Linked DNA regions of Homo sapiens: region 1 is linked to region 2. The links are chromatin contacts, found by Hi-C or POLR2A ChIA-PET in ENCODE. All regions are on one chromosome and are shown on one strand. Each heading gives the region's core, a stretch centred on a gene start or an enhancer-like site at or near the end of the contact. The rest is flanking DNA. Distances are from core to core; before and after follow the strand shown. Region 1 overlaps ATXN1 (ataxin 1). Region 2 holds the start of DTNBP1 (dystrobrevin binding protein 1).

Region 1 (5,063 bases), core at 1,898-4,397, 660 kb after region 2:
AGCGGAGCCATAGCCACCTCACCTTGTCAGATGCTGAGGTCGTCATGATTTTATTGAATCACACTTCAGTTATTTTCTCTCCACTCTCGTTCTTGCAGCTGTGTTAGTAATCATTAAGTCATTTTATGATCTTGCTGGGGTTCCACACATTTTCCAGAATGGTTTCTGATTAAATCCCAATGAAAATAAACTCATGGGAGCAGTACCACAGATAACCAAAGCACGTTACATAACGCCAGACAGCTCAATATAGCCCATTTTTTCATCCAGTAAATATATCCTGTTTCAAACACCCTAAGCAGTAAGTAGAATAGCCTTTATAACTTTTCTTTCTTTCTTTCTTTCTTTTTTTTTGAGACAGAGTCTCACTCTGTCGCCAAGGCTAGAGTGTAGTGGTGCCATCTTGATTCACGGTAACCTCTGCCTCCCAGGTTCAAGCAATTCTCCTGCCTCAGCCTCCCAAGTAGCTGGGATTATAGGCGCCTGCCACCACACCAGGCTAATTTTTTTGTATTTAGTAGAGACGGGTTTTCACCATGTTAGTCAGGCTGGTCTTGAACTCTTGACCTCAGATGATCCACCCACCTCGGCCTCCCAAAGTGCTGGGATTACAGGTGTGAGCCACCGCGCCCAGGGATGGCCTTTATACTTTTGTAAGCTTGAGGGCCCTCTGTCTTTCATCTCTGGATGCCCTGTCGCCAGCACCTCTTGCTTTTGGGGGTGGACCGCCTCCCACCCTCCTCCACTCTTTCCCTCCCTCCTCCCACTGCTGCCAGCAAGCCCATGTGCTCATCAGTGTGGTTATAAGAGATCTGCCTACCCCTTCCTCCATCCATCCCCCTAAATCGACTCCTCTAGAACTGTCACCTCCAACTCCCATTTTGGATGGACGAACCTAGACAGGGAGACAACACCGACTCACTTCTGGGCTCATAATTATTTTTTAAATGTCACCTTCCTAATCTGACTAATGACTGGCTTTTAAGAAAAATTTTAGCTCCTCTGTATGAAAATTCAATAAAATTCCTTTCACCACTTAGTCAATAACTACTATATCTAAACACTATGCACATACACGCATATTTATGCTGTTTGATTGTATATTTCAATCTTAGATTGGTGCTATGTCTATATACACACATATGTACATATCACCAAAAACAAGATAGAAAGAAAACAAAACGTCTGTTGTTTAAATATGTCTCCCATTTCCTTCACAAGAGTCCCTGTTTTCACAAATTGCGAAGGGCATCTGTTTTACAAAACATTTTTTCATGACACTATCCCAGACATACAAATTTCGCCTGTTGCTGGGAGCAATGAATTCTCTCATAAGCTAGGTTTCAGTAAGTATGTCTTGTTTTTTGGCGAAATTATTAAATTGGGCATTCTTAACTTTGTCTGCAAGTGAAATTCTCAGTCTTGTTTTACCTGTAGAGAAAGGCCGGTCTGCTTTCCTGGAAGGCTAAGTCTGCATGGTTACGTTCTCAGCATGAAAAAAATCAGAAAACCCCGTCTCAAAGATGAAGGGGGTAAGCGAGAGACCCATTTACTGCAATGTTTAAAAATCATTAATAAAAACAGTCAAAACGCTTTGGCTGAGTGTAAGAATCTCTGTGAGTGTTCTATTTAAAACACTGAATCATGTTCACGCAAAGCCTGACTCAGTCCTTGGTGGAAGTGTTTCAGGGTTGTTCAGTAAACCCACACCCTAGCACCGGGACGCCTCCTAACACAAATCCCACATTAAAAGCTGGGTTTTTCTTACACATGGTAGCGTGGCTCACAGAGCTCCCTTGTGGGAAGGCCCTGTGGGGAGGCTCAGGGATGGCCAGGAAGGACACTGCCCAGTGAGTGACCACAGCAGCTGTGACACGGAAGCCCTTAGGCACACAGGTTCTAGCTCACTTGCCTTCCTTTTCTGGGGCCTTAAAATGTGTGCCTTAGGCAGGGAAGGGTGGCTCATCCCTGTAATCCCAGCACTTTGGGGGCCTGAGGCGGGAGGATCACATGAGCTCAGGAGTTCAAGAGCAGCCTGGGCAACATGGCAAGACCCCGTCTCTACAAAAAAATAGAAAAATTAGCTGGGCGTGGTGGTGTGTACTTGTGGTCCCTGTTCCTAGGGAGGCTGAAGTGGGAGGATTGCTTGAGCCTAGGAGGTCAAAGCTGCAGTGAGCTATTATGGTGTCACTGCACTCCAGCCTGGGCAACAGAGCAAGACCCTATCTCAAAAAAAAAAAATGTGCCTTAAAGAACAACATAATATTCAGTGCTAAAAAGAAATGAGCTATCAGAGCAACAAGAAGACATGGAAGAACCTGAAATGCATATCGCTAAGTGAGAGACGCCAATGTGAAAAGGCGACATACCGGATGATTCCAACTGCATGGCATTCTGGAACAGGCAAAACTATGGAGAGAGTAAAATGATCAGTGGGTGCCAGGAGTTTCAGGTGGGGTGTGGGGGACAAATAGTTGATGCATAAGGGATTTTTAGGGTGGTACAGCTGTTCTGTATAATAATGTAATGCTGGATACATGACATCATAAATTCATCAAAAACAGCATGTACAACACAGAGTGAACTGTAGTATAAACTATGGACTTTAGTTAAAAATAAGGTATCGGTACTGGCTCATCAGTTGTAACCAATCTATCACACCAATGCAAGATTTTAATAACAGGGAAAACTGTTAGGTGTGTGAGACCTCTCTCTACTTGCTGTACACCTAAAACTGCTTTAAACAATAGTCTTTAATTTTTTTCTAAATGCTATAAACAACAACAGTCTGAGAGAATCAAAACATATAAGATGACCCAGTTGGGGGCACATATAGCACATACAGTTTAAAGGAGAGCATTTTTCTCCTTTTTTTTTTTTTTTAGAGAGGTACAAAGACCCACAAACAAAAATGTGGTTTGACATAGTTTCTCTGTTGGAGCCTTTCCAGCACCAGAACAGACAGGAAGTGTGTATTACCAACAACTGCGGCACAAATCCAGGGCTGGGCTCTGCACACAGGGCAGTCACCAACTATCTATTTTTTGATACATTAGGATTCATCGCCACCAAGCTCGGCATGTTCAATGTTGGCAAGTGGGTCTGCCTTGGCTGCAAAGGGACTGACTCTACAGGCTCATGTGCCGCCTGCATGAGGGCCTCGGCTATTTTTAGGTACCAGCTAATCCATTCAATGCATAATGTTACCACCGATGACTCACAGCTCACAGAAGTCAACCAAAAAATAGTAGAATGAAAGGAAAGCCATCGGTAGACAGCCAGTAAGTACATCATGATAACAACTGCTGTACGAGCACACACACAGGCACACTCACACCCACGCCAGGACAGTCGGGAGGAGGAAATGGCACTGAATATTAAGCAGCCACCGAGTCAGGGAAGCAGTCACCTCGGGAGGCGCTGGGAAGCGACAGACGGCCCTAATAACACAGAGCCTGGCATTTAGGAAAGAAGCAAAGGAACGTGTCAACCCAGAGCACTTTACCAATACATTTTACAACTCCACTGAGCAAATGCTGTGTACTCTTCAGAGAAGCTGAACCTAGGAAGGGTGAGACAGAAGGATGGGATAATATAGAACGCCGCCAGATGGAAGCCAAAGGCTCCCCAGCTGGGGCCATCCTGGGCAGGGCTGTCCCAGCGGGCACGTCACTAACAGCCTCTTGCAGAAGAGGAGCCTGGGAGCCCTTGTTTCTGCATTGGTTGTCTTACTGATCTGGAGGGCTGGAGCACCAATGCACCCCTCAAATCCAGTTCATACTCAGAAATACAGATTGATATGCTCACGCAGGCTGGCATGACATCATTTAGCCTTAGAAACAGGAACGGCGGGAAGGGTGCTCGCCTCGGCCACTCGCGGGATTCCACCCCGAGGATTACAGGCAGGGTAAAAATGGCTTATTGTGCTCATTGGAAAAGTTCAGCCTTCTTTCTAGACTTTCATCAGCTGCCTCTCCTTCCATAAACTCTTTTTAGAACACGAGGCCTTTGATTTATTTTTCAGCTGTGAATCACTTTCTCAGGGCCCGAGCCATCTAAGTTGAAGCAGGGAAGGGAAAACTAACATTGCACAAGGTCCCAGTGCTACTGACGGGTGAGGGATATGTTCAGACTCAGATCTCTTCAGTGCCAGTTCCTGCATTTTCCAAGCAGCTAACCTACTTCCTACCCAAGGAGGAGGTGCGAAGCCCCATCCTTCTTTTGAGTTGCATTGGCTCCCACGTTGATGCTATCGCCTCGGGGGTCGCATCTGGATGCGCCACAGACTTATGGCCTCAAACTTGGAGGATATTAAGTGGATTATATTTGGCAGTGAGGCCCAAGGGAAGTGATTCTGTCATCCTTTGGGACTCTCAACCAGAATCAAGGCATGGCAAAGCAGCAACTCTCTTCCAGGGTGGGGAACGTGCTATCACCCTCCACTGAAGAGGAAGGAGGCTTCCTTTGGTGCACGCAGTAACAATGGACAACACCTGGCATTCCCCTTTCCTCCCACAGCACCTAGGTGGGGGCCTGGGGGATGCATAGACGCTTTGCTCGAGTGGAGAAAAGCTGTACTGGGCAGGGCAATGCCACAGGGATAGTGACAAACACGGAAAAGCATTTTTCTCCTACATTGCCTCGTCTGGAGCGTCAGCTGGGACAATGCTGGGGGCATCTTTCCACAGTCTTAATGAGGAATTCAGCCCCTTAAAAATCATCCCCAAACTAAACACCCCTCAGTTTTATATGCCATGGCTTTAGTTCCCATGAGGTCTGTGTGCCGCTTAGCATGAGGTCAGTACATGTTCATCTTAATGCTCTTCTTGGTTTTTTGTTAACCGACGCTAATAAATTTTTACAAGGGCTGTGCTGTTCTGGAAAGTATAAAAGTGAAGCATTAAAAAACGGAACCCTCTCAAGAGATTATCTCCTATGAAGAATCATACGTGGCCGGGCGCCGTGGCTCACGCCTATAATCCCAGCATTTTGGGAGACCGAGGTGGGTGGATCGCTTGAGCCCAGGAGTTCCAGACCAGCACGGGCAAGATAGCAAAACCCTG
Region 2 (5,805 bases), core at 3,306-5,805:
GGGCAGTGAGGGCTTTGAGGGGGAAACACCCTCTAGCTGCAACAATAGCAGGTTTTTTTATCCCCAACCACAGGAACCCAGTGCATCACAAATAGGAAACACCAGCCTGTGACAGGCAGCTGTAAACCCGTCAGTAAATCTGATTTTCAGTTCCCTGAAGGGTTTGCATGCCTAAATACCTCAATCCTGAGGCCTTTGGTCGTAACAGCTCAAAAGGTAAAAGTCAAAGACCAGAGTGGCTTCGAAGTATGTACTTTGGTATGTCCAAAAGTCTTCCCCAGAGCTCAAGCCAATCTCTGTAAAAATGGATATTTTATGTGAACTCTCCAAAAGGCTCCAAGAATTCTGACTCAGTTAAATCAAATTACAACTCACTTTAGGTGAGGGGAAAAGATCTTTGAGTGAAGCTCAGAACCAATCCTCTTCAGTCTGTGGCCTAAGGCTGGCCCACCACCCAATTAAGGCAGGAAGAATGTGATGTAATCACTAGTTTTTCTCAAGGTTGACATAATTGTTACTACGCATAAAAATTTACAAAAAAGGCCATAAGTCCATGGACAACCTAGAGCTCCCCCCAAACCACCAGTAATCTCTACACTGCCCTTAAAGAACAATGGTCTTAAGCTGCACTTTTTCAAAGTTTGAATGGAATGTAGAAATTTATTCTTATTGGACATGGTTTCATCACCAAAGTGACATTCTGAGACTGATAAGGAATCGTTCTATTTTACTAAAAATGAAAAAAAGTAAATTTATCTAGAGTTAGGGCCTTCATATGAGTTTTCAGAAAGTGAAAATGATCACAGAAGCTCCGAAGAGAGGATGCTGCTCTGGGCGACAGCGGGAGCTGCACTGGCTGCACTGAAGGAGCCCAGAAATGCCTGAGGCCTTCCATTCCATCCCTGGGGCAGCCTGCACACCCGGTGTTTCCAATTATTTTAGAAGGCAGCTGCTCTGGCTTCCACACAATTGCTCTGCCACCAAGTGTTCTACAGAAACGCCAGGTCCAATGTGATAGCTCTGGGTGGCCAGGGCCATGTTTTTTCATTTTTTCTTTCTTTTTTAAGAGATGGGGTTTCTTTCTTTTTTTTTTTTTTTGAGACGGAGTCTCCCTCTGTCACCCAGTCTGGAGTGCAGTGGTGTGATCTCGGCTCACTGCAACCTCCACCTCCTGGATTCAAGAGATTCTTCTGCCTCAGCCTTCCAAGTAGCTGGAATTACAGACGCACGCCACCATGGCCAGCTAATTTTTGTATTTTTTAGTGGAGACGGGGTTTCACCACGTTGGCCAAGCTGGTCTTGAACTCCTGACCTCATGATCCGCCTGCTTCGGGCTCCCAAAGTGCTGGGATTACAGGTGTGAGCCACCGCACCCAGCCAAAAGATGGGGTTTCTTTGTGTTGCCCAGTCTTGAACTCCTGGGCTCAAGGGATCCTCCTGCCTCAGCCTCCCAAGTAGCTGGGACAACAAAATTGTTGGAAGATTCCATAAAGCTTCCCCATGTGGCCCTTTAACAGTCGTCTGTTTTAAAAATTGGTTTTTAAACAGATTTAATGTGTGAAACTTATCTGATCTGGATTTGAACAAACCAACTGTAAAAAGTCATTTCTAAGCACAAAACAAATCTGATTATGGACTGCATAATTGATAATATCAAAAAATTAGTGTTAATTTTATTATCTATGATATCAGCATTGCATTTATGTAATATGTTTCTTTTTTAGTGATGCAGCTCACGTCTCTTTCATCTTTGAATTCCACATTACCAACATATAATAAACACATGTGTGCTGTGTTTAGCGTCATCTTTTCTCCTCAAGGCAAAAATAATCAGTTATGTAAAGGAGGTTGATCTCAAGCTGAATATGGAAAAGTTTAACCGAACAGCTTAAATGTAGGAAATTGAGGACCTGAAGAAAGTGAACATCAGGCACTAGAGGTCCGGGTCTACTGGGAGACTGACATCACTTGGAGATGAGTTGTTTCTCCACCAGGTGACAGGCTAATGGCACACACTGACAGTCCAGTGGTTTGTCAGCTGAAAGTGACCTGTACAGGAGAAAGCCAACAAAAGACCTAATGAAGCCCTCTCAGGATGTCTAGCTCCAAAATGGCCCCAGACTACGGCATCTTTAAGAAGTCAAGTCAGTTTCCAAGGGGTTCTAACTAGATCCCTTTGGCATGTCTCTCCTTAACTAACTCTAAACGTTTAGGGTTACCCTGATCTCCCAGGATGGTTTGTGCCCCAGCAGTCCAGAGCCCACTCCAGAATCTACATTCCGGGGTAAAATGCCTTCTTACAAAGGTCAGGAGCATGAATGCTTCTGAGGCAACCATGTGACCTAGAGTTATAGTAACTACAAGATGGGCTCTTGTGCCATCAAGGAATTCCATGAAGTACTAACAGGAGAATAATGGCCACTCTCATGCTACAAATGGGCCATTTCAGCATCACACCAAAAAGTTTTCAATACAATAATTTACGCTCTGAAAAGAAGGTACTTTTACTAAATAGGGAGAACAAAATGCAAGCACGCAAGCACACCCATCAGTGAATGACTCCGAGCGTCCATAACTTTCTAAACACCAAACTAACAAAAATGATTGACGCATGGTAAGTGCTCAAGCGTTTGACAGTTTGTTATTCAACGCCCAATGTGCAAATAGTATTAACATTTTTGTCCATTAAGATAAAATTTTGGCTAACATCTTTCTCATTAGAAATTTAAAACGAGGCTGGGCGCAGTGACTAATACCCATAATCCCACCACTTCAGGAAGCCTAGGAGGGAGGATCTCTTGTACCCAGGAGTTGGAGGCTGCAGCGAGCTATAATAGCGCCACTGCGCTCCAGCCTGGGCAACAGAGCGAGAACTTGTCACTTTAAAAAAAAGGGGGGGAGGGTGGGCCGGGAACGGTGGCACACGCCTGTAATCCCAGCACTTTGGGAGGCCAAGGCGGGAGGATCACAAGGTCAGGAGTTCGAGACCAGCCTGGCCAATATGGTGAAACCCGTCTCTACTAAAAAATACAAAAATAAGCCGGGCGCCTCTAGTCCCAGCTACTCAGGAGGTGGAGCCAGGAGAATCGCTTGAATCCGGGAGGCGGCGGTTGCAGTGAGCCGAGATCACGCCACTGCACTCCAGTCTGGGTGACAGAGCAAGACTCCATCTCAAAAAAAAGGGGGGTGGGGGGGAGAAATTTAAAACAGTATGAGTGGAAATGTTCTCACATTCAGTGCATCCTCCAACAGGATTTGTAAGCTAAAGTTGAAAGATCCTTTTCAAAGACAGATCTTTTTCACTTTAAAGGAATGAAAAAATTAAAATTAAGCACTAAGTAACAATACTGACATGATGCTTGCTTCGTGTTTTACACATTAATTCATTAATCCTTGTAATAACCTTTTAAGTACCATCATTATCCCCATTTTACGGTAGCGGAAACAGTACATTGAGGCAAGGCAGCTGAGTAACTACGTTTGATTTAGTGGTCGAGCCAGGATGCCTAGGCAATCTGGCGCCAGAGTCTCGGCCTGTGGTTCCCAGGCGTTGGTGCCCACTGGAATCCCCTGGGGATCTTTAAAACGCCGTCTCCAGGCACTCTGGTCAACAGGTAGGGGGTGAGACCTGGGCATCAGAACTCTGAAAGGTTCCCAGGTGATTCTAAGCAAAGTTTGGGAACCGCTGGGTATTAAAAGCATTCCTAAAGTTCTGTCGCTTCTCCTGCTTAGGAGTTCCTTCGCCGAGGCGCTGAGCTCACGGCAAAGGTAGAGAAAGGACGCAACGGGGAGGGGCGGCCAGCCTTGCCAAGGGTTAGGCCGGCGAGCCGGGCGTGAAAGCCGAGACGCGGCGCGGAAGGCTGTGGCCGGAGGGTGCAGGCTGCTGCGCGGTGCGATCCGACTCGGGGAGGGTGGCTGGCCCAGCTCCAGGTGCGCACGAGCAGGTGTCTGCTGGGCCGAGGGGCGCAGGCCACTGTGCCGCGGGGGCGGAAGCGGTGAGGCGCGCTGGCTTCTCACATGACTTCCCTCCAGGGCCCAGCTGATGCTGCCGGGAAAGGACCGCAGGGTCCCACACCCCCCCCGGGCGCTCCGCTGCGCCGCCGAGCGCCTCCCGGTCCTGGGGGGTGCGCGTCACAGGCGGCCCGCAGGGACCTAAGTTACTTTGCGCCGCCCGACGCGAGGACGCCGGGAAGTTCGTTACTTTCCTCGGCGGGGCGGGGCGGGGAGGTGCGGGACAGGACGGACCCTGGACCGTGGCGCGGGGAAGGGAGCGAGGCAGGGGCATCCCAGGCGGCGGCCCGGCCCCCTCAGGTCCCTTTTCGTCGCCCACCGTATACCCACCCGGAGGTGAAATCCTGCTGCACGCTCAGCAGCCGCTCGCGAAGGGTCTCCAGCATTGCCGCCGCCGCCGGTCTCCTCTCCTCAGGCCTCGGGCTGCTGCTGCCTCTGTCGCCCCCTGGGTCCCACGCCGCCAACCCCGCGCTGTCACCGCGCGCCCCGCACTCCCACTACCGGCCCCGCCCCCGGTCTGGTCCTCGCCGCCGCGCCGCAACCCCAGCCCCTTCCGCGTTCCCGCCCCGCGCGCGCCAGGCTCGCGCAGCCGCAGTGGACTGCGCCGGGCTCGGGCTGCGGAAAAGGGGCGGGTCTTCCCCCGACCGAGAGGGCCAGTAGCTCCTCGGCTCATTCCTATCCCGCACCAGGCCTTCTCGTTTTTTTTTTTTTTTCTTTAAAATGGAAGCGGCATCGTGAAAGGATGATTTAACTCGAAGCCTCCTTTGAGGGAAGTGTTGGCTTTTACGTTTTGGAAGAGAATTGGATCTCTCTCTTCAATAGGCGATGTGCACAAATCATTGCATGGATTCTAGGTCCAGGATCTGACCCCACTGGCTTTCACCTTGAATGAGACAGTCAAATATTGAGCCTCGGTTTCTTCATTCATAAAATGGCAATAATAGTCGACTGTCTCGACATTCTTACTTTCCACTCTCTCTTTACCCCCCCAGGCTTTTGTGCCCTACACACCAAAGGTGATCGCCTTTCGCGAGTCACCAGTGACTTCCATGTTGCTGATGCCTTTTATTACTTCTCTGCCCTGATTTTTTCTCCACCTCTCAGTGGCTTTCAATGCAGTTTATCATCCCCATCCTTAAAACACTTTCTTCTCTTGCTAAGCACTCCATAGTTCCTCTCTCCCTTCCGCTCCACCCCTTCTCCTATTTTAATAGCCACTCCCAAGGCTACAGTCCAGCCTCCCCAGCTCTTCTCTCTTCTCCAGATGTGTTGTTCCATAGATGGATAGCATAGAGTCTATCCATTACCACGCTGTAAATTCTGTCAAGGAACCGATGACTCCCACAGCTCTATCTTCTGCCCTGTCCTTCCTCCCTCTCCGTCAATTCATACCAGTTGCTTACTCATGTAAGCATGTATACAACATGTATCCAAAAGGCATCTCAGACCAACATACACAAAATTGAAAATTTCATTCATTGCATGTTCACCTTTAATCTGCTCATCCTGTATTTTCCGTTTCAGTAAATGACACCACCATCCACCAATTTGCTCAAGGTAAGACACTTGAAATCACCTCTGGTTCCCCTCTTTTCCTCATTCCCCATATTAACCCATCAAATCCAATCAACTCTACTCCTGAAGTATTTCTGGAACCTCCTTCTCTTTCTATATCTTCACTATATTTATCCTGGTCGAAGGCACCATCCTCTTTCAATGGGAACACAGACAGTTCTTCCAGATTCTACTCTTTTGCCATACACACCCCTATAATCCATCCTTGACACAGCAGCC

The links. A loop is a pair of places that touch in the nucleus more often than their neighbours do. ChIA-PET counts read pairs that join two places held with the same protein, here RNA polymerase II (POLR2A). Pooled maps may share reads with other maps.
Region 1: a loop to region 2 is called in a map of CD8-positive, alpha-beta T cell, with 5 times the contacts of the local background. The contact joins the enhancer-like site here to the promoter of DTNBP1 in region 2. A Hi-C loop is called at or near these places in 1 of 168 maps with a recorded cell type or tissue (CD8-positive, alpha-beta T cell) and 6 of 50 pooled maps. POLR2A ChIA-PET finds 5 or more read pairs at or near these places in 1 of 52 experiments (PC-9).

The regions. Positions count from the first base shown.
Region 1 is chr6:16,316,989-16,322,051 of GRCh38, forward strand. All of the region lies in intron 7 of ATXN1 (ataxin 1), which reads right to left. Among named protein-coding and RNA genes, the nearest start is that of GMPR, 81 kb to the left of the region's middle. RefSeq lists enhancers at 3,350-3,469, 3,382-4,215. Within about 2 kb of position 3,148, at least 32 of the 41 ENCODE cell types and tissues checked have a DNase peak (open chromatin) inside an H3K27ac peak, as active enhancers do; they include CD8-positive, alpha-beta T cell, where a contact is called at or near this core.
Region 2 is chr6:15,658,473-15,664,277 of GRCh38, forward strand. DTNBP1 (dystrobrevin binding protein 1) reads right to left here and starts at 4,556. Exons shown (of 10, transcript NM_032122.5): 1 at 4,342-4,556. The coding sequence starts at 4,397. RefSeq lists an enhancer at 3,763-3,812 and a silencer at 4,043-4,552.